Regions from separate parts of the Homo sapiens genome. Here region 2 is linked to region 1. Evidence: read pairs that join two places in POLR2A ChIA-PET (ENCODE). Cell type or tissue: PC-9. All regions are shown on one strand. Each heading gives the region's core, and the rest is flanking DNA. Links, peaks and the distances in the headings are about the cores only.

Evidence for each region. Peaks named below come from ENCODE experiments on the same cell type or tissue, not always from the same donor. Only the 100,000 strongest peaks of a DNase experiment are listed, where the experiment ranks them.
Region 2: POLR2A ChIA-PET joins it to region 1 with 8 read pairs; 2 of 35 experiments call an interaction of 5 or more read pairs at or near these places.

The regions. Positions count from the first base shown.
Region 1 is chr6:114,423,849-114,434,749 of GRCh38, forward strand. The region is part of intron 5 of LOC107986638 (a long non-coding RNA gene); the gene reads left to right. Among named protein-coding and RNA genes, the nearest start is that of HS3ST5, 86 kb to the left of the region's middle. RefSeq lists enhancers at 546-1,215, 1,216-1,886, 1,887-2,555, 2,556-3,226, 3,897-4,566. In PC-9, for the core only: no CTCF peak of the experiment used is centred there; no DNase peak of the experiment used is centred there.
Region 2 is chr6:114,642,800-114,653,700 of GRCh38, forward strand. No RefSeq gene overlaps it. Among named protein-coding and RNA genes, the nearest start is that of LNCPOIR, 100 kb to the left of the region's middle. In PC-9, for the core only: no CTCF peak of the experiment used is centred there; DNase peaks (open chromatin) are centred at 6,262 and 8,332.

The sequences.
Region 1 (10,901 bases), core at 2,007-10,006:
TATGTCTGACAGAAGGGAAGAAATGACTGCGGTGGCCTTCTCAGACCCTGTAGGAAAGGCCTTTACTTATTCAGTGAAAGTGTCTATTTAGACTAAGAGGTATTTTAGTTTCCTGACTCGGGCATGTTGAGTAAAGCTAATTTGCCAGTCCTGGGTGGGGCAAATCCTCGAGCTTGATGTGTAGGGAAGGGAGGGGGCCTGAATAATCCCTGGAGTAGTAGAATAGCAGATGGAACACTGAGAAGTTATTTCCTTGAGGATAGATTTCCATGATGGAAAGGAAATGAGAGGTTCTAAGAGGCAGGCTAGTGGCTTGTACTATAGCATAACCTGCCTTTGCCGGTGTGTGGCGATTAGGCCTGGTGGAACCGCCATCAATAAATCAAGCGTGATCAGGGTGAGGAACAGGAAAGAAGGAAATTTGGGGAAATGGGGTGAATGTCAGGTGGATCCGAGAGATACAGTCATGAGGGTCAGGTGTGGTATCAGGTATAATGTGGGAGGCCGGATTGAAGTCCGGGCCAGGAACAATGGTAATTGTGGGAGACTCAACAAAGAGTGAGTATAGCTGAAGGAGCGGGGAAGCAGAAAGTACATGCGTCAGGTATGAGGAAGAAAACAGATTTTGGAAGTTATGAGAACTGTAGAGAGTGAGTTGAGCATAGTTTGTGATTTTGAGGGCCTCTAAAAGTATTAAAGCAGCGGCAGCCGCCGCACACAGACATGAGGGCTAGGCTAAAACAGTAAGGTCAAGTTGTTTGCAGAGAAAGGCTACAGGGTGCGGTCCTGGCTCTTGTGTAAGAATTCTGACCGCACTAACTATGCCTAGGAAGGAAAGCAGTTGTTGTTTTGTAAGGGATTGAGGTTTGGGAGATTAATTGGACACGATCAGCAGGGAAAGCACGTATGTTTTTATGAGAATTATGCCGAGATAGGTAACAGATGAGGATGAAATTTGGGCTTGACTGAAGTAATGGGGGCTGTCTATGAAGCCTTGCGGCAGTACAGCCTTGGTAATTTGCTGAGCCTAATGGGTGTCAGGGTCAGTCTAAGTGAAAGCAAGGAGAGGCTGGGATGAGGGATGCAGGGGAATAGTGAAAAAAGCATCTTTAAGATCAAGCACGGAATAGTGAGTTGTGAAGGAAGGTATTGAGGACAAAAGAGTGTATGGGTTGGGCACCACAGGGTGGATAGGCAAAACAATTTGGTTGATAAGGCGTAGACCCTGAACTAACTTGTAAGGCTTGTCTGGTTTTAGGACAGGTAAAATGGGGGAATTGTAAGGAGAGTTTATAGGGTTTAAAAGGCCATGCTGTAGCAGGCGAGTGATAACAGGCTTTAATCTTTTTAAAGCGTGCTGCGGGATGGGATATTGGCGTTGAGTGGGGTAAGGGTGATTAGGTTTTAATGAGATCCAGGAATAGTCAGGGAAGCAGATTATTTAGTTAAAGTGTCTCAGCCTAATAAGGGAACTGGGCAGGTGGGGATAACTAAAAAGGAGTGCTTAAAAGAGTATTGTCTAAGTTGGCACCAGAGTTGGGGAGTTTTAAGAGGTTTAGAAGCCTGGCCGTCAACACCCACAACAGTTATGGAGGCAAGGGAAACAGGCCCTTGAAAAGAAGGTAATGTGGAGTGGGTAGCCTCCGTATTGATTAAGAAGGGGACGGGCTCACCTTCCACTGTGAGAGTTACCTGAAGCTCGGTGTCCGTGATGGTCTAGGGGGCTTCCGAGGCGATCGGGCAGTGTCAGTCTTCAGCCGCTAAGCCGAGAAGATCTGGGAAGGAGTCAGAGAGCGTTCCCGGGGCTCTGGGAGTGGCTGCCAGGTGAGTTGAACAGTCTGATTTTCCGTGGGGTCCCACACAGATGGGATGCAGCTTAGGAGGAATCCCAGGCTGCGGGCATTCCTTGGCCCAGTGGCCAGATTTCCGGCATGTGTAGCAAGCTCCTGGGGGAGGAGGTTCTGGAGGAACGCCTGGCCACTGCAGTTCAGGTGTTTGGAAGTTCTTGTGTGCTGGAGATGTGGCTGGGGTTTGTCTCACAGTGGAGGCAAGGAATTGCAACTTTTTTTCTGTTATTGTACACCTTGTAGGTGAGGTTAATTAAGTCCTGTTGTGTGGTTTGAGGGCCAGATTCCAATTTTTGGAGTTTTATTTAATGTTGGGAGCAGATTGGGTAATATAATGTATATTGAGAATAAGACGGCCTTTTGACCTTTTAGGGTCTAGGGCTGTAAAGCGTTTCAGGGTTGCTGCCAAAAGAGCCATGAACTGGGCTGGGTTTTTATGTTTGATGAGAAAGAGCCTAAATGCTTCTGATTTGGGATAAAGAAAAAGGAGCATTAACCTTGACTATGCCTTTGGCTCCAGCCACCTTTTTAAGAGTAAATTGCTGGGCAGGTGGGGGAGGGCTAGTCACGGAACGAAACTGTAAGCTAGACCAGGTGTGAGGAGGGGAGGCGATAAAAAGATTATAGGGTGGAGAAGCGGAGGCTGAGGAAGAATTGGGACCTAGCTCGGCCTGGCGAGGAGCAGCCTGGGGAGGAAGGGAGAGGTCAGATGGGTCTGTAGAAAAGGAAGATTAGAAAGACTCAGCGACACTTGGGGTTGGTACTGAGGGGACAGGCGGGAGGGAAAGAAGGAAGATTTGGGACGAGTTGCACTGGGCACAGAGACTAGGAAGGGACTGATGTGTAAAAGAATGCCTGGACGTCAGGCACCTCAGACCGTTTGCCTATTTTATGACAAGAATTATTTAGATTTCGCAGGATGGAAAAATTCAAAGTGCCATTTTCTGGCTATTTGGAACTACTGTCGAGTTTGTATTGGGGTCAAGAGGCATTGCAGAAGAAAATAAGGCATTTAGGTTTTAGGTCAGGTGTGAGTTGAAGAGGTTTTAAGTTTTTGAGAACACAGGCCAAGGGAGTAGAAGGAGGAATGGAGGGTGGAAGTTTGCCCATAGTGAAGGAAGCAAGCCTAGAGAAAAGAGAGAGTAGAGAAACGGAGGGAAGGCGTTCGGGGGTTCTTACCTTCCAGAAAAGTGGGAAAAGGGGTTGGGGCGCAGAGATAAGAGGTCAGGGCATGGAAATAAGGGATTGGGGTGCAGAGATATAAGAGGTTGGGGCATGGAAATAAGGGATTGGGACACAGAGATATGAGGTAGGGGCACGGAAATAAGGGATTGGGGCACAGAGATAAGAGGTAGGGGCACAGAAATAAGGGATTGGGGCACAGAGATAAGAGGTTGGGGTGCGGAAATAAGGGATGGGGGCACAGAGGTAAGAGGTCGAGGTGTGGAAATAGGGGATTGGGGTGCAGAGATAAGAGGTTGGGGCACAGAAATAAGGGATTGGGGCACAGAGATAAGAGGTTGGGGCACAGAAATAAGGGATTGGGGCACAGAGATAAGAGGTTGGGGCATGGAAATAAGAGATTGGGGCACAGAGATAAGAGGTTGGGGCGTGAAAATAAGGGATTGGGGGTTCTTGCCCCGTAGAAAAGCGGGACTTGCCGCTAAGGGTGAAGGAGAAGGGGTTGAGGGGTACTTGCCCCTCTCCCAGAAAAGCAGAGAAGGGGTAGAGACAAGGAGAGAAGGGGTTGAGGTACTTGCCCTTTTGGGTGTTTAATCAGAGAGGCGTCCCTGCAATGATTAAACACCAAGGGAAGGCTGCCTTCCCAGTCCGTGACTGGCGCCGGAGTTTTGGGTCCATGGATAAAACGTGTCTCCTTTGTCTCTCCCAGAAAATGAAAGGAATTGAAATTAAGAGAAGGGAGAGGTTGAAGAGTGGAAAGGAGAAAGTGGTTGAGGGACAGTGAGAGAGGTTGGAGAAGAGAGTAAGAAGAGGCCGCTTACCTGATTTAAAATTGGTAAGATGTTCCTTGGGCTGGTCGGTCTGAGGACCTAAGGTCATAGGTGGATCTTTCTCACGGAGCAAAGAACAGGAGTACAGGGGATTGATCTCCCAAGGGAGGTCCCCCGATCCGAGTCACAGCACCAAATTTCATGCGCGTCCGTGTGAAGAGACCACCAAACAGGTTTTGTGTGAGCAACATGGCTGTTTATTTCACCTGGGTGCAGGCGGGCTGAGTCCAAAAAGAGAGTCAGCAAAGGGAGATAAGGGTGGGGACATTTTATAGGATTTGGGTAGGTAAAGGAAAATTACAGTCAAAGGGGGTTTGTTCTCTGGCCGGCAGGAGTGGGGGTCGCAAGATGCTCAGTGGGGGTGCTTTTTGAGCCAGGATGAGCCAGGAAAAGGACTTTTACAAGGTAATGTCATCAGTTAAGGCAAGGACCGGCCATTTACACTTCTTTTGTGGTGGAATGTCATCAGTTAAGGTGGGGCAGGGCATATTCACTTCTTTTGTGTTTCTTCAGTTACTTCAGGCCATCTGGGTGTATACATGCAAGTCACAGGGGATGCGATGGCTTGACTTGGGCTCAAAGGCCTGACATAATGTATATGAGTATATTAGGAAAAACTGAACACTATACAAATATATACAAATTTATGCTTGATTAATTTTTTATTTTATGCATCCTATGCATACTATTATTTGTTGAAATTTTTACTTGTCTTTTTTTTTTTTTTTTGGTCGACTAACCTCTCATTTCCAATGATGTGATATTGGCACTGAAGTTAGTAATTAATTTTGTTTATATGGCACCCAACACCCAAGAGCCTCTAGGCACATGGCCAAGTCCTTTTTTTAAATATAGTCATTAAATATAGGAAAAGAGCCAAGCAAATTCCTAAACTGGCAAGTGAAAAAAAGCGCAACTAGAAAATGGGGAAACAAAAGAATTAATAACAAGTATCAATTAAGAGAATTTCTTCCATTATCTAGGGACAAAAACTGCATCCCAAACCTAATAGAAAATAGGTTGTATAACATTAGCCACCTAATCTCCCAACCTCTTGATAAAAGAGCTCCTGAAGTATGAATTTTTTTTAAATGAAAATTTCCGTTTTTTAAAAATTGAAAATATAATTAGGCTTTTCACTTAGCAAATTCTCATGTTAAAGTGGGAAGAGACCTTGGAGATCATCTCATTCTACCTTCTTATTTGATATGTGCTTTTTGTAGGAACAGCTCTGGGTAATGTTTTATTAACATACTTAGCTCCACAAAGTGAAGGGTAAACTCCCCTGTGAATGAAGGACTCTGCAGATTTCAGAGTGTAGACAAAGAATGGATCAGAGTTCTTAACTGGACTGTCTAAGTCCCTTCATCCATATCTAGCTCTCTCCTCCCGACTGGACAGGATCCCAGTCTCATGGTCCTAGAATATTTTGACTAAACTCTGAGGGCTGCACTGCAAAGACATTTGTTTTCTTTCCTGCTTTGTCTTCTTGCCTTTTCTCAGCTTCTGATGCTCCTTTTGCTTTTCTCTATTAATAGCTGTACATATTTCTAGAAATGGTAGATGCAATATGACTCAGAGAAATATTATTCAAAGACTTCAACTTTTTTGCCCAAGAAATTCAGCAAACTTTAAACTTTTCTTTGATTACCCCACTCTCCTGTCTTTGAAGATTTCCTTTGGAGACACCCTATTTTGTGGTGTCTCTTTTATTTGAAGTTGATTTTACAGCAACGAAACAGTTTCAAAATTAGACCTTCTTCACAAATAAGTTATTAGATAATTTGCAGAGATTATTTATTTTACAATTCAAAATTCTCTGCCTAATACCACTGTGCTATGCCAACTATATATATATATAGTCATTTGTGTATATATATATTTCATATATAGTCATTTGTACACTATATATACAAATTTGATCTGGATAGGCAAATTGTGAGATATTTATTCTACATGAACCCTGTTATATAATGTCTGATCTATTGTACTGATCAAATTATCACTCTCATATGTTCATATTTGATACTATTAGCAAGGACATATTGTTTACTATAGTATTTATTTCATGCATGTATAACTTGTCATACAAGTAGATTGTGTCAAATTGTGACATAAATATACTTCTCACTTTCCCTTTTAAACCCTTAATTCCTCAGTCTATACAGAGGGGTCTATTGTTGAGAAGAGCTAAAATGTTACTGCTTCTGGAGTACTTCCACGTTTAAGATGGAAAATATTGAGGGCAACTGTATGGAATTGTATATCAGACCCTGAAAGTGGAAACCACTGTGTCTTAGGCTAAGAGGAATGGTGCTGGAATATAAGGAACTCTGATATGATGTCATAAGACTATGTTCACTTCTGATTTCAACATTTATTAGCTATTTGACATTAGATAGGTGAACCCTGATAAGCCTTAATTTTCTTATCTATAAAATAGGAACACTTATTTTATAAATATAATACAAATAAATAAAAAAGTGATATACAAATGCCATGTATTATTATTATTTCTTTACTTCTTTTCCTATAATGCCTTTTTAGATGCACATTAAATACTTTTCAATAAATGGTGGCATAAACTTTCTAGAGCAGTTATAATATAGTTATTTGTAATAATTAGATATTTTGGGGGAGCTGCGTATCTTTAATTTTATTTTTTAGAAGAGTCCTGGAAATGCTATTATTTGGAAACTATTTTTCCCTTGATTATCTGGAATGAAACATTTCAAATAAACCTCACAAGCCAGGCACAAGACTACCCTGTAATACTGGCTACAAATTTCTGAAACAGGATTGCATTTCATTCTCAAAACCAATTTTACAGTTTAATAACATGTTCTCTCTTTTTCTTTTATAAAGAAATCCAGCTGCTTTGTTCATATGGTACTTCCTATGTGGGTATGGTTTAATTTGTCCTCACCAAAACTCGTGTTGAAATTTGATCCCCAATGTGGTAGTGCTGGGAGGTGAGGCCTAGTGGGAAGTACTTGGGTCACGGGGGCAGAGCTCTCCTGAATGACTTGCTTCAGTTCTCATAGTAATGAGTGAGTTTCTGCTATGGGAATACTGGATTAGTTCCTCCCAGAGTGGGTTGTGATGAAGTCAGGATACCCCTCAGAATTTGTCTCTTCACACGTGTCTGCTTCCCCTTTGACCTTCTGCCATGTCTTGACACAGCACGAAATGCTGTCACCAAAAGCTGAGCAGATGCTAGTGTCATGGTCTTTGAACTTCCTAGCCTGCAGAACCATAAGCTAAACAAACCTCTTTTCTTTATAAACTGCCCAGCCTCAGTCAGGCATAGCAACAAAAAAAAACAGACTAAGATAGTATTCTCTTAGCCAAAATTTGGTCTGTAGGTTTTGAATCTTTTCCTTCTTCAAATAAACAAACCAAATAAACTAATAGTTACTTGTAAAATTTTTCCTATAAAATTTACATTTTGTTCTGCTCTCTTTTTCTTTTGGGACAAAGTAGTGATTGTAAGGGGCACTGTCTGGATGCATTTAAGAGAGATTTCTATTTTTAAGCTTCTTAGAAAAATTACCTCTGTTCTTTGGGAATCATCTGAAGGGATTTATCTCAGTGATTTTATTATGTAGAGTTAAAATACACACTTGGCTGATTTAGCACTTGATAAAATATAGTACCTAAATAGATTTATACATTTCTTTGATATACATATATCCCCTCCAAAAGTCTCTGATATCTTGCCATTTTCTTCTTTCTCCAAAGTCCCATGAAGGTATTGAATTTTTACAAATAAATTAACTGTGCATAAGCAAGTTCTCCCTGTTTTAATCCCAGTCCTTGGGCCAAAACTCCTTTAAAATAAGCATTGCCCTAGGATCTTTGTTTTTTTTTACTTTCATATCAAAGACTTCTTTCTAAAGCTGTATCAATAATCATGCTGAGGGAACTACACCGTACTCAGTTCATTACCCACAGAAAAAATGAGAATTTATTTGTTTCTGTCCAGCTTTGACTTCATGACTAGAGGTAATCTGAACTAGTACCCAGGCCCAGTCTTAGACCACACATGATGGGTAACATTCTCACATTTGATGACAATCTTCTACCATTCTTTTTAATTTTTTTGAATCATTTTTGAGTGTGGTGGCAGATGGCACGTCTCTCAGTGAAATCAAAGGCATATGGCAAGCTGTTTTCAATAGTGCCATGCCACCTAAGTTGCAGTATTTATATTTCAAGGAAAAAATAATTTAGCTTCTGATACCAAGCTTTGGATGTAGTCATAATGAATATATATTTCCCAAACACCATACATTTTGAAATTTCTAAATGATTGTGTGGAAATCCTCTTTTAATCATAGTGAGCAGTCAAGTTCAGAAATGTAGAAACTGGCTTTTAGATGGATCAGACAAATCTAAGAAAGAGACCAAAAAGGATCATTTTTTTGTTTGTTAGAAAAAGAAAAGTCATCTTAATAGGTTCTATAGCCTGAGAGAGGATATTCAATTTTTAAAACAATATTGTCTATTTAGGTTAAGAAAATAATACATTCATTTTACCATTTTCCATTCTCTTTTCTGTTTGTTCATTAAATTATATACAGGTCAGAAGCCAGGGGTTGAAACTTCCTTAAGTTACTTGTACACTTCATTAATTCTATTCAAATAATTCATTTCAGAGTATTAGTTGTTAATTAAAACCAGAATGACAATGGCAACAATTAAAAATCTTAAGAAAATAACTTATATTCAGTATTTTTTCTTATAACACAATGAACTCATGTCTTCCCAAACTAGATTCAGGCATATTGTTAACTCACATTGTCATAGCTCTCTAGAGTCCAAATTTTTTGCATGTAGAAAATCAGCACTATGCAACAGGGACAGCTGCCGTGATAGCAACCCTGTAATTGTTGGGGCTGGACTCCCAGGGGAGTAAGAAAGGAGGGGTGGAGGGAAGAAACACCACCAATACTGAGAGAGAGTCCATATTTTATGAGTATCTCAACACTTAAAATCCTGGCAGTTTATATGTCTGAGTTCAGTGGTGATATTTGCTATTTTATTAAGTGAAAAAAGATAGAGTTTTATTTTCTCTGCAGATACATGTTTTTTTTTTTTTCTGTCTTTTAATGAAATTATTATTTGCTAACAAGTCTTAGGGCTTTTGCAGAACAAATCTCTTAGCTCAAGCTGTTACATCATGGCCAGTTCCCATAAGACAAGTTGATAATCACCCTTTTTGCTTTCCTTCAAATTTGACAAACCCACTAAAAACTACTAGATATTATAAACACTATCCCTTCTCTTCCTTAGATTTCTAAGAGAATTTTACTATTCTCTTAGCGTTCTCCTATTTTTATGAAGTGCCATGCCACCTTATATGCATTTCTTTCCTATCAGATACACTATATTTATATTTATGCATCAAAATTGTGGTGCTATCATTCAGAAAAGGCAACTTTTTAAAAAATTTTATTATTATTATACTTTAAGTTTTAGGGTACATGTGCACAATGTGCAGGTTTGTTACATATGTATACATCTGCCATGTTGGTGTGCTGCACCCATTAACTCGTCATTTAGCATTAGGTATATCTCCTAATGCTATCCCTCCCCACTCCACCCACCCCACAACAGTCCCCAGTGTGTGATGTTCCCCTTCCTGTGTCCATGTGTTCTCATTGTTCAATTCCCACCTATGAGTGAGAACATGCGGTGTTTGGTTTTTTGTCCTTGCGATAGTTTGCTGAGAATGATGGTTTCCAGTTTCATCCATGTCCCTACAAAGGACATGAACTCATCATTTTTTATGGCTGCCTAGTATTCCATGGTATATATGTGCCACATTTTCTTAATCCAGTCTATCGTTGTTGGACATTTGGGTTGGTTCCAAGTCTTTGCTATTGTGAATAGTGCCACTATAAACATATGTGTGCATGTGTCTTTATAGCAGCATGATTTATAATCCTTTGGGTATATACCCAGTAATGGGATGGCTGGGTCAAATGGTATTTCTAGTTCTAGATCCCTGAGGAATCACCACACTGACTTCCACAATGGTTGAACTAGTTTACAGTCCCACCAACAGTGTCAAAGTGTTCCTATTTCTCCACATCCTCTCCAGCACCTGTTGTTTCCTGACTTTAATGATCGCCATTCTAACTGGTGTGAGATGGTATCTCATTATGGTTTTGATTTGCATTTCTCTGATGGCCAGTGATGATGAGCATTTTTTCATGTGTTTTTTTTGGCTGCATAAATGTCTTCTTTTGAGTCACCCACTTTTTGATGGGGTTGTTTTTTTCTTGTAAATTTGTTTGAGTTCATTGTAGATTCTGGATATTAGCCCTTTGTCAGATGAGTAGGTTGCACAAATTTTCTCCCATTCTGTAGGTTGTCTGTTCACTCTGATGGTAGTTTCTTTTGCTGTGCAGAAGCTCTTTAGTTTAATTAGATCCCATTTGTCAATTTTGGCTTTTGTTGCCATTGCTTTTGCTGTTTTAGACATGAAGTCCTTGCCCATGCCTATGTCCTGAATGGTATTGCCTAGGTTTTCTTCTAGGGTTTTTATGGTTTTAGGTCTAACATTTAAGTCTTTAATCCATGTTGAATTAATTTTTGTATAAGGTATAAGGAAGGGATCCAGTTTCAGCTTTCTTTTTTTTTTTTTTTTTTTTTTTTGAGAAGGAGTCTTGCTCTGTTGCCCAGGCTGGAGTGCAGTGGCGCGATCTCGGCTCACTGCAAGCTCCGCCTACCGGGTTCACACCATTCTCCTGCCTCAGTCTCCCGAATAGCTGGGACTACAGGTGTCTGCCACCGTGCCCGGCTAATTTTTTTTGTATTTTTAGTAGAGATGGGGTTTCACCGTGTTAGCCAGGATGGTCTCGATCTCCTGACCTTGTGATCCGCCCACCTCGGCCTCCCAAAGTGCTGGAATTACAGGGTTGAGCCACCATGCCCAGCCCCAGTTTCAGCTTTCTACATATGGCTAGCCAGTTTTCCCAGCACCATTTATTAAATAGGGAATCCTTTCCCCATTGCTTGTTTTTGTCAGGTTTGT
Region 2 (10,901 bases), core at 1,360-9,359, 220 kb after region 1:
CCATCTATAAATTTTGGTGTATGTGGGAGGATACCAAAGGAAAATTATAGATAGATAGATAGATAGATAGATAGATATGGGGAGAGAGAGAGAGAGAGAGAAACTTATTATGGGAATTGACTCATGCAATTATGGAGGCTGAGTTCTACCATCTGCTGTCTGTGAGCTGGAGACCCAGAAAAGCCAGTGACATAATTCATGTGTAAAGAATCAGGGGAGCCAAAGTTCTAAGCCCTGGAGTCTGCAGACTCCAGAACCAGAAGCTCCAGTGTCCAAGGGCAGAAGGTGGATGTTTCAGCTCAAGGAGACAGAGAACAAATTTGTCTTTCCTCCACATTTTTGTTCTATTTGGGCCCTCAGAGAATTAGATGATGCCTGCTCATGTTGGTGAGGGTAGATCTTCTTCACTAGATCTATTGATTTAAGTGCTAATCACTGTTGGAAACACCCTCACAGACACACCCAGAAAGAATGTTTTACCAGCTACCTGAGTATCCCTTGGTCCATTCAAATTAATACATAAAATTAACTGTCACATTAACTATAACATGTATGAACTGAACCGTATTACTTATATGACTATATCACAATTCATTTGCCCATTGCCCTGTTGATGGACATTTCTGCTGCTTTTAGGCTTTGGCTACGATAGATAAGGCTACTGTGAACCTTCTTATGTAATATTTTTGTTAACATATGCCCTCAAACCTAGGAGTAGAACTACTGGGTTACATGGGGGAAGAAACTGCCAAACAGTTCTCCAAAGTGATCATGCATTGTCAGTTAGAGTATAATGTAATACAAGGTTCTAGTTGTTTCATAATTTTGGGCCCCATTTGCACTGTCAATTGTTTTTATTTTATACAATTTATGTTAAATAGCATATTATTGTGGTTTTGACTTGTATTTTTACATGACAAATGATGTTAGCTACCTTTTTATGTGCTTATTAAATGTTTGTGTATCTTTATTTGTGATGTACTTTTGGGAGCCATTTTTATATGGGTTTTTTGCTGCAGTTTTAGGAATTTTTTAAATATATGCTGAATATAATTCCTTTGTTAGACATATGTGTGACAAATTTTTTTCCTTTCTGTGGTCCACTTATTTATCTCATTAAGAATGTCTGTTGATGAGTGGATATTTTTATTTTGATGAAGTCTAAATTATTATTTTGTTTCTTTTGTGGTTAGGGCTTTTTAGGTCATGTCTAATAAAAGGTTAATTTTATATGTCAACTTGACAGGTCCAAAGGGTAACACTATTCTGGATGCTGAAATTGGCTGACTGAGTAGAACAGATTACCCTTCCTAATGTGGTTGGGCCTCATCCCATTAGTCAAAAGTTCCCATAAAAGCAAAAGGCTGACCTTCTCCTAAGTGAGAGAGAATGCTTCCTGCCTCCACACTGGAACTAAACCATTGGCCTTCCAGGATCTCCAGCTTGCTGACTCACCCTGAAGATCTTGGAACCTGAGAGCCTCCATAATCATGTAAGCCAATTTCTCATAATAAATCTTTACACACACACACACACACACACACACACACACACACACACACACACAATTGGTTCTTTCTGGAGAACTGTAACATACCTAGTCTAAGGTCATGAAGGTCTTCTCTTGTTTCCTTGTATAAGCTTTAGAATTCTAGCTTTTTTTTTTTTTTTTTTTTTTTTTTTTTTTGAGAAAGGGTTTTACTCTGTCACTCAGGCTGGAGTGCAGTGGCATGAACACAATTTACTGCAGCCTGGACTCCCTAGGCTCCAGTGATCCTCCTGCATCAGCTTCCTGAGTAGCTGGGACAACAGGAGCATGCCAGCATGCCTAGCTAATTTATTTGTTTATTTATTTATTTATATATTTTTTGAGACAGAGTCTCACTCTGTCGCCCAGGCTGGAGTGCCGTGGTGAGATCTTGGCTCACTGCAAGCTCCACCTCCCGGGTTCACACTATTCTCCCGCCTCAGCCTCCCTAGTAGCTGGGACTACAGGCAGCCACCACCACACCCGGCTAATTTTTTGTATTTTTAGTAGAGACGGGGTTTCACTGTGTTACCAGGATGGTCTCAATCTCCTGACCTCGCGATCCGCCCACCTCGGCCTCCCAAAGTGCTGGGATTACAGGCGTGAGCCACCGTGCCTGGTCGTTAATTTCTTAATTTTTTGTAGAGATAGGGTATTGCCATGTTGCCCAGGCTGGTCTCAAACTCTGGGGATTAAGTGATCCTCCTGCCTCAGCCTCCCGAAGTGCTGGGATTATAGGTGTGAGCTACCATGCTGGGCCATTGTCTTAAATGAATTTTTGAGTACGGAGCAAAGTAGGAGTTGAGATGATTTTTTATTCCTCCCTGAATATTTTCCATTGTTCCAGCATAATTTCTTTAAAAGCTTTTCTTTCCCCATTGAAATGACTTTGTAAATTGATCAAAAATCAGTTGTCCATATAGATGCGCAAATATTTCTGTACTCTATATTTTCCTAATGTTTATTTTTCCAGGTGCTATTACCATAGTGTCTTAAATATTGTAACTTTACAGTAAGGCTTGTAATTAGATATAGAAGGTCCTCCAAATTTGTTCAAGATTGTTTTGATATTTGTATTTCCATATAAATTCCAAAATGAATGTGTCAGTACCCTCCAAAAAATGTCTGGAACATTTTGGGTATTGCATTGAGCCTGAAGATGTGAAATAAACATATTAGCATTATTGAATCTTATACTTCATTTGCATGTAATATCTATTTAAGTTTTCATTAATTACTCCTCACAATATTTTAAGTTTTTAATATAAACATTTTTCACACCTTCTGTTAGATTTGCTTCTAGGTATTTGGTATTTTCTAATGTTATTGTTTCTTAATTTTGATCTTCTCTGAATATAAATTAGGTATTATAGATAATTTATAATAAAAAGAAATATATATATTTTTAAGAAAACTCTATAACTTCTGCGTCTGGGACCATTTCTATGTCTGCTCTTCTTGAGTATCTCCTCTCTTTACTGTGAATCAGATTTTTATACTTATTGTGAGTTACATACTTTTTATTATATGCTGGATATTATGTATAAAATAGAGGCTGAAATAAATATTTATACCTAGAAAAGCTTATGTTCTGAGAAAAAAAGGCAGCTCAGTGTAGTTTTAAGAATATTAGGCATGGAAATTTATCAGGTCCAAAAAGACAAGAGCAGAGACTTTGGTCGCTCTCCTAAACCACTCCTACCCCAACACACCCATCATGTTCTGGTTTAATTGTAGAAAGGCATTTTGTTTTTTCTTTCCTTCTAAGTAGTTTCCAGACTAGCTGATAAATTACCTAAAATGTTACCACAAGTTGCACAATGTGACCTTCACACATTATCTTCACGTTCCTGGAATTTGTGATACAAAAAATGATGTATAGCCAACCAATAACTTATGTCAACTTAAGAACTGCCCTTTCTTTTTTCCTTTAAAAACTGACTTGTAACTGCTGCTAATCAAAGCATACATTCAGGGCAAGTTGAACCCATAGCTTCTGGGTTTATGGTCTTCAAACTTGGCCTAAAGAAACTCTCTGCTTATACTAATTTTGTCGCAGTTTCTTTCCTTAGGTTGACAGTTTCTTCTTTTGTCAGGCTGTTAAGCGTGGGGAGCTGAGTTCATCTAAAAGGTATTTGATTTGGGTAGACTTTGATGCAGCTCCAGTTAGTTTTAGTTTACAATTGGTTTCAGACTTTGGAGAATCAGGACTTTTCCTTAATCAGGGATTGAGATTCTAGCATGTCAAGACTCTTTATGCTTTACGACTTAGGTGCCAGTTTTCTGAATGATGTGAAATTTTCTCTCTCTCTCTCTCTCTCTCCCTCTCTCTCTTTCTCTCTCTCCCTCTCTCTTTCTTCTTTAAAGTCTGTAAGCCCACTTTATAGAGGCTAGGGCATTCTTGTCCTCCATCTCCATCTCTGACTTTCCAAACATTAGAAGATCTTCTGTCCTACTGACATTTCCTCGGCTTTCTGAAGGCCTTTACAAGTGTGTTGCATGACAGCTTGGAGTGCTTCATGACTTCTAGCAATCCTGCATTACTACCCTCAGTCTTCAGCAAGATGTAGCCTTACTTGTGGAAGAAGGCCTATTTGCCTTAGGGGATGGGGGCACGCTCTCAACTCTCTCAGATTTCGTTGCATTAAAACTATTCATGCATTCACTAAAGACTCAAAAAAAGTTAATAAGTGAGTGTAAACTCCAAATGGCTTGGGCTCCTTAGGATTTCCATTAATCGATACAGGCCACATATAGCCATTGAAAGTTCATTAAAATTTAGCTGGTTGCTCCTTGCCCCAGTGCAGGTGATTTTGATGATAGCAGTGCAAGTTTCTTCTCTTCTAGAAGAGTTCATCATTTTCTGGAGTTTAATTCATTCAGGTTCTCTTTGACCTCGGCTATCTGGTGGGTGTAAAAAATAGTATAATGAAGTTTTTCTGGCTTGTTCTCATTACTGTTTTGTATGAGAATCAGAAGTCCAAAATCAATGTGTTCCTTTGAAGTCGATGGTGTTGCCAAGAGCCAATGGTCTGGAATTGTTCTTACATCTGAAAGCAACTTCTTTAATTTTATATTTTTCTTCTGTTTTTGATTTATCTGTCATTGATTTATGGTGATGATAAAGTCACCTAATTTTGAAAAGACGAATTCTTTGGGAACCCAACATAAACTTTTAAGTCAAGAAAAAATGTTTGCTATTTCATATGCCTGAATAAAAGAAATGTGAAGTTTTTTAAAATCAGATGGCTCTGCCTTTGCTAGTCCAACGATATGGTTTGGCTGTGTCCCCACCCAAATCTCATGTTGAATTATAGCTCCCATAATTCTCATGTGTTGTGAGAGCAATTCTGTGGGAGATAATTGAACCATGGAGTTGGTTTCCCCCATACTGTTCTCAGGGTAGTGAATAAGTCTCAGGAGATCTGATGGTTTTATAAGGGGTTTCCCTTTTCACTTGGCTCTCCTTTTCTCTCTTGTCTGCCACCATGTAAGACATGCCTTTTACCTTCTGCCATGATTGTGAGGCCTCCCCACCCACATAGAACTGAGTCAATTAAGCCTGTTTTTCTTATAAGTTACACAGTTTTGGGTATGTCTTTATCAGCAGCAGGAAAACAGACTAATATTCCCAGTAAGCTATGTCTTTCAGAGATGTACATTAAGCCATAACTTAGTGTTTCTATATAATAATAATTTCTATGGGTTCACATTTTTGTGTGAGTGGAAACTTGTCTTTTGATTAGGAAGGCTGGTGTGATTATGAGTACATTTCCATCCTTTGAGGTCCCTACTTCCTACTTCTCAAGGGTAGATATTTAAGAGTCTTTCCCTTACCTTCTTACCTTTCTGTGCTCTACTATCTGGACACTCTAACAACAGTGTGGTGGTTAATAGCTTGGGCTCAGGAGCCTGATGGTTTTTATTTTTTATTTTTACTTTTTGTGGGAATATAGTAGGTGTATATATTTATAGGATATGCAAGCTATTTTGATACAGGCATGTAACGCATAATAGTCACATTGAGGGTAAATGGGTATCCATCAACTCATGCATTTATCTTTTCTTTGTGATACAAGCAATCCAATTATACTATTTTAGTTATTTAAAAATACAATAAATTATTGTTGACTGTAGTCCCCCTGCTGTGCTATCAAGTACTAGATCATATTCATTCTATCTAACTATATTTTTGATGGTTTTGATTGGTACCTTAATCACAGTCCATCTGTTGGGCAACTAGGTCATGGTACTTAATCTCTCTAGTCTTCAGTTTTCAAATTTATCACATGCAGAAAGTAGCACTATCTATCTCACATAGTAATTTTTAATATTAAATTGGTTGATACATAAAAACCTTTAAAATAGTGTACAGCACATAATGAGTACTTAATAAATGTTAGCTTATATTATTTCATAGTGTTTAAAGAACAATTTCAATGGCTAGGTGGTGTGGAAAGCAATTTGCAAGCACCATCTCACTAAGAATCCCTAAAATCCTGGGAGACCAGTATGAACACAGCCACTATGCTGATGAGGAAGCTCAGACTCAGGTGGCACGATTTATAAGGTAAAACCAGAGACAAACCCAGTTCTGTTTGATTCCAGAGCCACGGTCTTAACCACTACCTTGATAACTTTCATTTCCAGTGGCATTTCCCATGAAAATTTTTCCAGCATTCACTTGCATAAAATGTTCCAAGGATTTAATTTCTCAGTAGAATAATTGCAAAGGAATGCAGAAGTTCTTGATTCTAAGACCACATATCACTATGGTTATCAGTAAGCTTACAATGTTCCCTTTTAATCAACACCATCAAAGGCTATAGGAACATACCAGAGACATGCTCAATGCCAAGTAACTCAACCCTAACAATCACAATAGCTGATATTTATTGATAACTTACAATGTGCCTAAAAAAACTACGCTAAATAATTTAAATTTATCGTCTCAGTCACTATTTGGAAAAATTCTGTTGTAAAAAAGGTATTTGTGCCCTTAACTACAGCTGAGGACACTGAGGCTTAATTGAGGTTTAATTACTTGTCCGGTGTTATGGTTTGCATGTGTTGGAAACTTAATCCCCAAAGCAACAGGAAGGTGGGGCCTAATAAGAGGTGATTAAATCATGATGGTGGAGTCCTCGTGAATGAATTGATGTTCTTATCTTGGGAGCAGGTTAGTTATTGACAGACTGGGTTGATATAAAGCAAACTTGGCCTCTGGTGCCTCTCTGACTGGTGCACCTGCTTCTACCTTACATCTTCTGCCTTGAGATGATTCTTTCCAGACACCAGCATTATGCCTTTGGATGTTCCAGCCTCCAGTATTGTGAGAAATAAATTTTTCTTCTTTATAAATTACCCAGCCTCTAGTATTCTGTTATACCAGCAAAAAATGGACTAAGACACCCAGGGTGATACAATTTGTAAGAAATAGAGCTAAGAATTTCTTCCTGGTCTTCTTGACTCCAGGGTCCATATTTCTAATGACTTCATGCAGAGAGACTGACTGCTCTAGTTTGCTTGGGACCAAAGGTTTTCCCAGGATGTGAGACTTTTAGTGCTAAAACTGGAACAGATTTAGGGAAACCACCATGCTGGGTGTCTTAGTCCATTTTGCATTGCTATAACAGAATATCTGAAATTGTATAAAGAACTGAGATTTATTTCTTACAGTCCTGGAGACTGGGAAGTCTAAGGTTGAGGAGCGCACATCTGGCAAGGGCATTCTTGCTGCATCATCCCATGGCAGAAGGCAGAAGGGCAAGAGGGCACACAAGAGAGAGTGTGTGGAAGAGAGCCAAACTTATCCATTTATCGGGAATCTGCTTTTGTGGTAACTAATCTACTTCCACGATAAAGTCATTAATCTATTAGTGAGGGCAGAGCCCTCTGAAGATTAATTTCCAACACACAAATTGTGAGGGACACATTCAAACAGTAGCAGTGGGCCACCTTACAATTCTGGCTGTTGTTTCCTGTGAATGCTGTTCAAAATTACTTGTATAAGGACCTTGGGGTTGGAAGGGTAATAGTATAGGAAATGGGGATGATCCTGTTTTAGAATACAATAGCATTCAGGACATCCTTAAGGTCTTCATGATCTTCTGGACTCTTAACACCTTCATTACCTTTCTTAACACCTTCCTTCTTGAGGCTGTTAAAGAAACTAGCATACCTCAAGAGATTAAAAAAGCCTGTGGACTCTGGAAAATCTAGAAAAAAACTGTAGGATGTACTACATTCCATTAGTTTCTGAATTTTTCATGGCATAAAGACTTTTCTATATTACAGACATTTGTACTTCAATATTAGAATAGAAAACCAAGTTATATTAAGGGGAATTTTACCTTTTTTCAGGCAGAAGAAACAAGAAGTTAAGAGTCAGGTGTGCCTCAGCAGTAGGTGTACAAGGAAAGACAGAGTAATCTATGGGAGTCAGTAAGTAGATAGATTTTAAGAGATTGCTCTACAAGAGGCTTTTATTTGCTATTCTGAAAAATATAAAAGAAAACTTACCAGATCAATGACTTAGTGAGGCCATTAGGGAATCAGCAATTGCCAATTCTGCTGAATAAAAGCTGTTTAAGTAGACAGACAGGTGGGCGCCCTTACGGGGTCTTAGGACAAAGAGTGTGAGGATGGAAAATTAATGAAGCCTCTCAATGCTCAGAAATAGAGTTCTAAGTAGAGCTCTGCTCTCAAGGCCAGAGGAGAAAGAACTGTGAATTCTTACAGCTGATTTGCAATCATAATCTGATCAGATAATGCATGAAAGGAATTCCAAGGGGATGATGAAGCAAAATTTTTTCCTTTCTAGATGGCTTCACCTCCCTCCTTCCTATAATTTTTTAAAGTAACTATTTACCAAAAGGGTATTACATTTTAGGGGGAGGAATTTTTGGAATACTTTTGTGTTCTGTTAATGCTGATTTTAGGGAAGAGTGCTTTGTTTCTTTTAATTTTTGTTTTGTTTTGATGAGTGAGCAAAACTCCTAAATTTCTAGATATTTTGAGAAGGCTGACATAATAATCATAATCAAAGCATTTTATTGGGTGCTTGTTCTGTGGCAGAAACAGTATTAATCCATTTTTAATGGTATTTTAGGTAATCCTCATAATTACCTTCAAGTTTTCTCACATTTTATTGATGGCAAAGCAGTTACACAGCACTTATGTCACTTGTTCATGATCTCACACCTAATAGGTGTCACAGAAAGGATATGAATATTTATGTGCCTGTTTCCAAAAAAAATCTCTGACACTTCCTGAATGAATATCTGGGTCATAACACTAACTAAACCACCAAGAAATAGAGATAATACACGAGGAAGAAGGGAATTTGGAATTGTTATTAGAGGAAAAAAATGATGAATACCAGTTGTGATTTTGAAAACAACTGTAGTTTGTCCTAACATCCCTTTTCTGAATATCCCCTTAGGAGTAAAGGCCTCCAAAGTCTGAACGAAGAGCTCATGAATATGGGGAAGTGGGTCTGCATGATGCAAAGAGGACTGTGGCTGCCAGAAAGATGCTCTGCTAGGATCTTCTATCCAGAAAGAATTTACTATTTAGCTCCAAGGACTGCAGTTAGCTGACAACTTTTAGCTGTGAGTGCTTTAAAGATCTACTTTAGTTTTTAAGCTGAAGTTAGGCTTCTCCTTCACAATGCCCCCAGCCAGTTATTGACTGTGAAAAGATACTAGGGTATGGATAAATATCAAAAGAATAGACTCCTCTCTGGGTGATCTTTATTCTGGAGCTCCATTAGATTGGCCAGACTTTGTCAAATTTCTACTGTGGTCTGAAGCTCTCCTTGAAAAATCCTGCTTCCTCTTCTTTTTCCTTCCATAGGTATCAAATCTGTATTATTTTCTGTGGCCTTTCCCTGCCCAATTCTGCTTCTCCCTCAGTTTACATTTCAGTCATTATCCCTTCCTCAATTTATATTTCATAGTCATTATCCCCTTCCTTCCACACAATAATCTTCTTGTACTCCTATCATTGCCTCAGCCTCTGCTTCCCAGAACACCCAAGTGACACAAACTCCCTACCCCAGTTATTACCACAGTTGAGCATTCAATCTGACAGCCACAGAAATCAATATTCAACACTGGATATAGTTCTATCCCTTGTGGAGATCAAGCAGCCATTTGGTCTGAAGTTGATTATGTTAGCCATCTTCTGTCTTCGAAGATGCAGTGATTCATCTTGACTGGAATTGATTCACATTTTCAATACGGATTTGGCTTTCCTGCCTGCAAGGACTTAGCCAGTGCCAATATTCAAGGGATTTCATAGTGCTTGATTCACCAATATGTGATCCCACATAGCATCTCCCTGAATCAAGGGACCCACATTACAGCAAAGTTGCTATGTCAATATGTACATAATCATGAGGGTCACTGGGCCAGATGATAGTGCATCATTCAGAAGCTGCTGGAATAAGAGAGAAATTGATTAGTCTGTTGGAGGTGCAGATGAAGAACCAGCTTGGACATTAGATTCTGCAAAACTGGGGTAACACTTTTTGGGATGTAGAAATATCAGTATATCGTTCTGTGTCTCTAATAATAGAATAAATGGGTCTCCAAAAAGGGGACAGAAGTTGGCATAACCTTGCTTATCATCACCTTAGTGACCCACTTAGGTAATTTGTGCTTCTTCTTCCCATAATTCTAGACTCTCTAGTCTATAAATTCTTGTTTATAGAGGGGAAATGCATCTAATTTGGGACATAGTGAGACTCCCATTAAACTTTAAGCGATGACTCCTGCTCCTTCAGATTTCTTCTTCCAATAGACAATCAGGCAAGGAAAGGAGTTAACCTGGCAGGGGTAATTGATTCTGATCATCAAGATATGCTAGGGATGCTATTACACAATTTGGGCAGGGAGGAATATGCTTGGTATCCAGGTGATCTCTTGGAGCTTTTCTGGGTACTTCTTTGTCCGATATTGATAATCAATGAACAAGTGCAGCAGCCAGTGCATGAGAATGGCAAGATGACCAGGGATAAAGGTCTATATCATCTTACTCCAGTGCATCATAATCACGATGCCTAGACCAGTAGAGATGCTGGCTGAGGGTGACTGTAATCTGGAATGGGTGGAAAATTGAAGAGATGATAAGCATTAGTTGTGACCTCGAGACTAGCTACAGCAATGTTTCTTTTTATTAACCTTCCACTTCTAATTTTCCCCATGAAAAGAGATCAATCAGAATCCCAGAACAGCTGTGTTCTAGATGAAGCAAATTTGATATCACATTGTTTAACTTAATAACACATCGTTCCAAGCAGGTCAAATGGTGAACTGTATTGCGTATTGTAGTGTGTTAGAACCATATATTCCCCTAGCCCAGCTTCTAA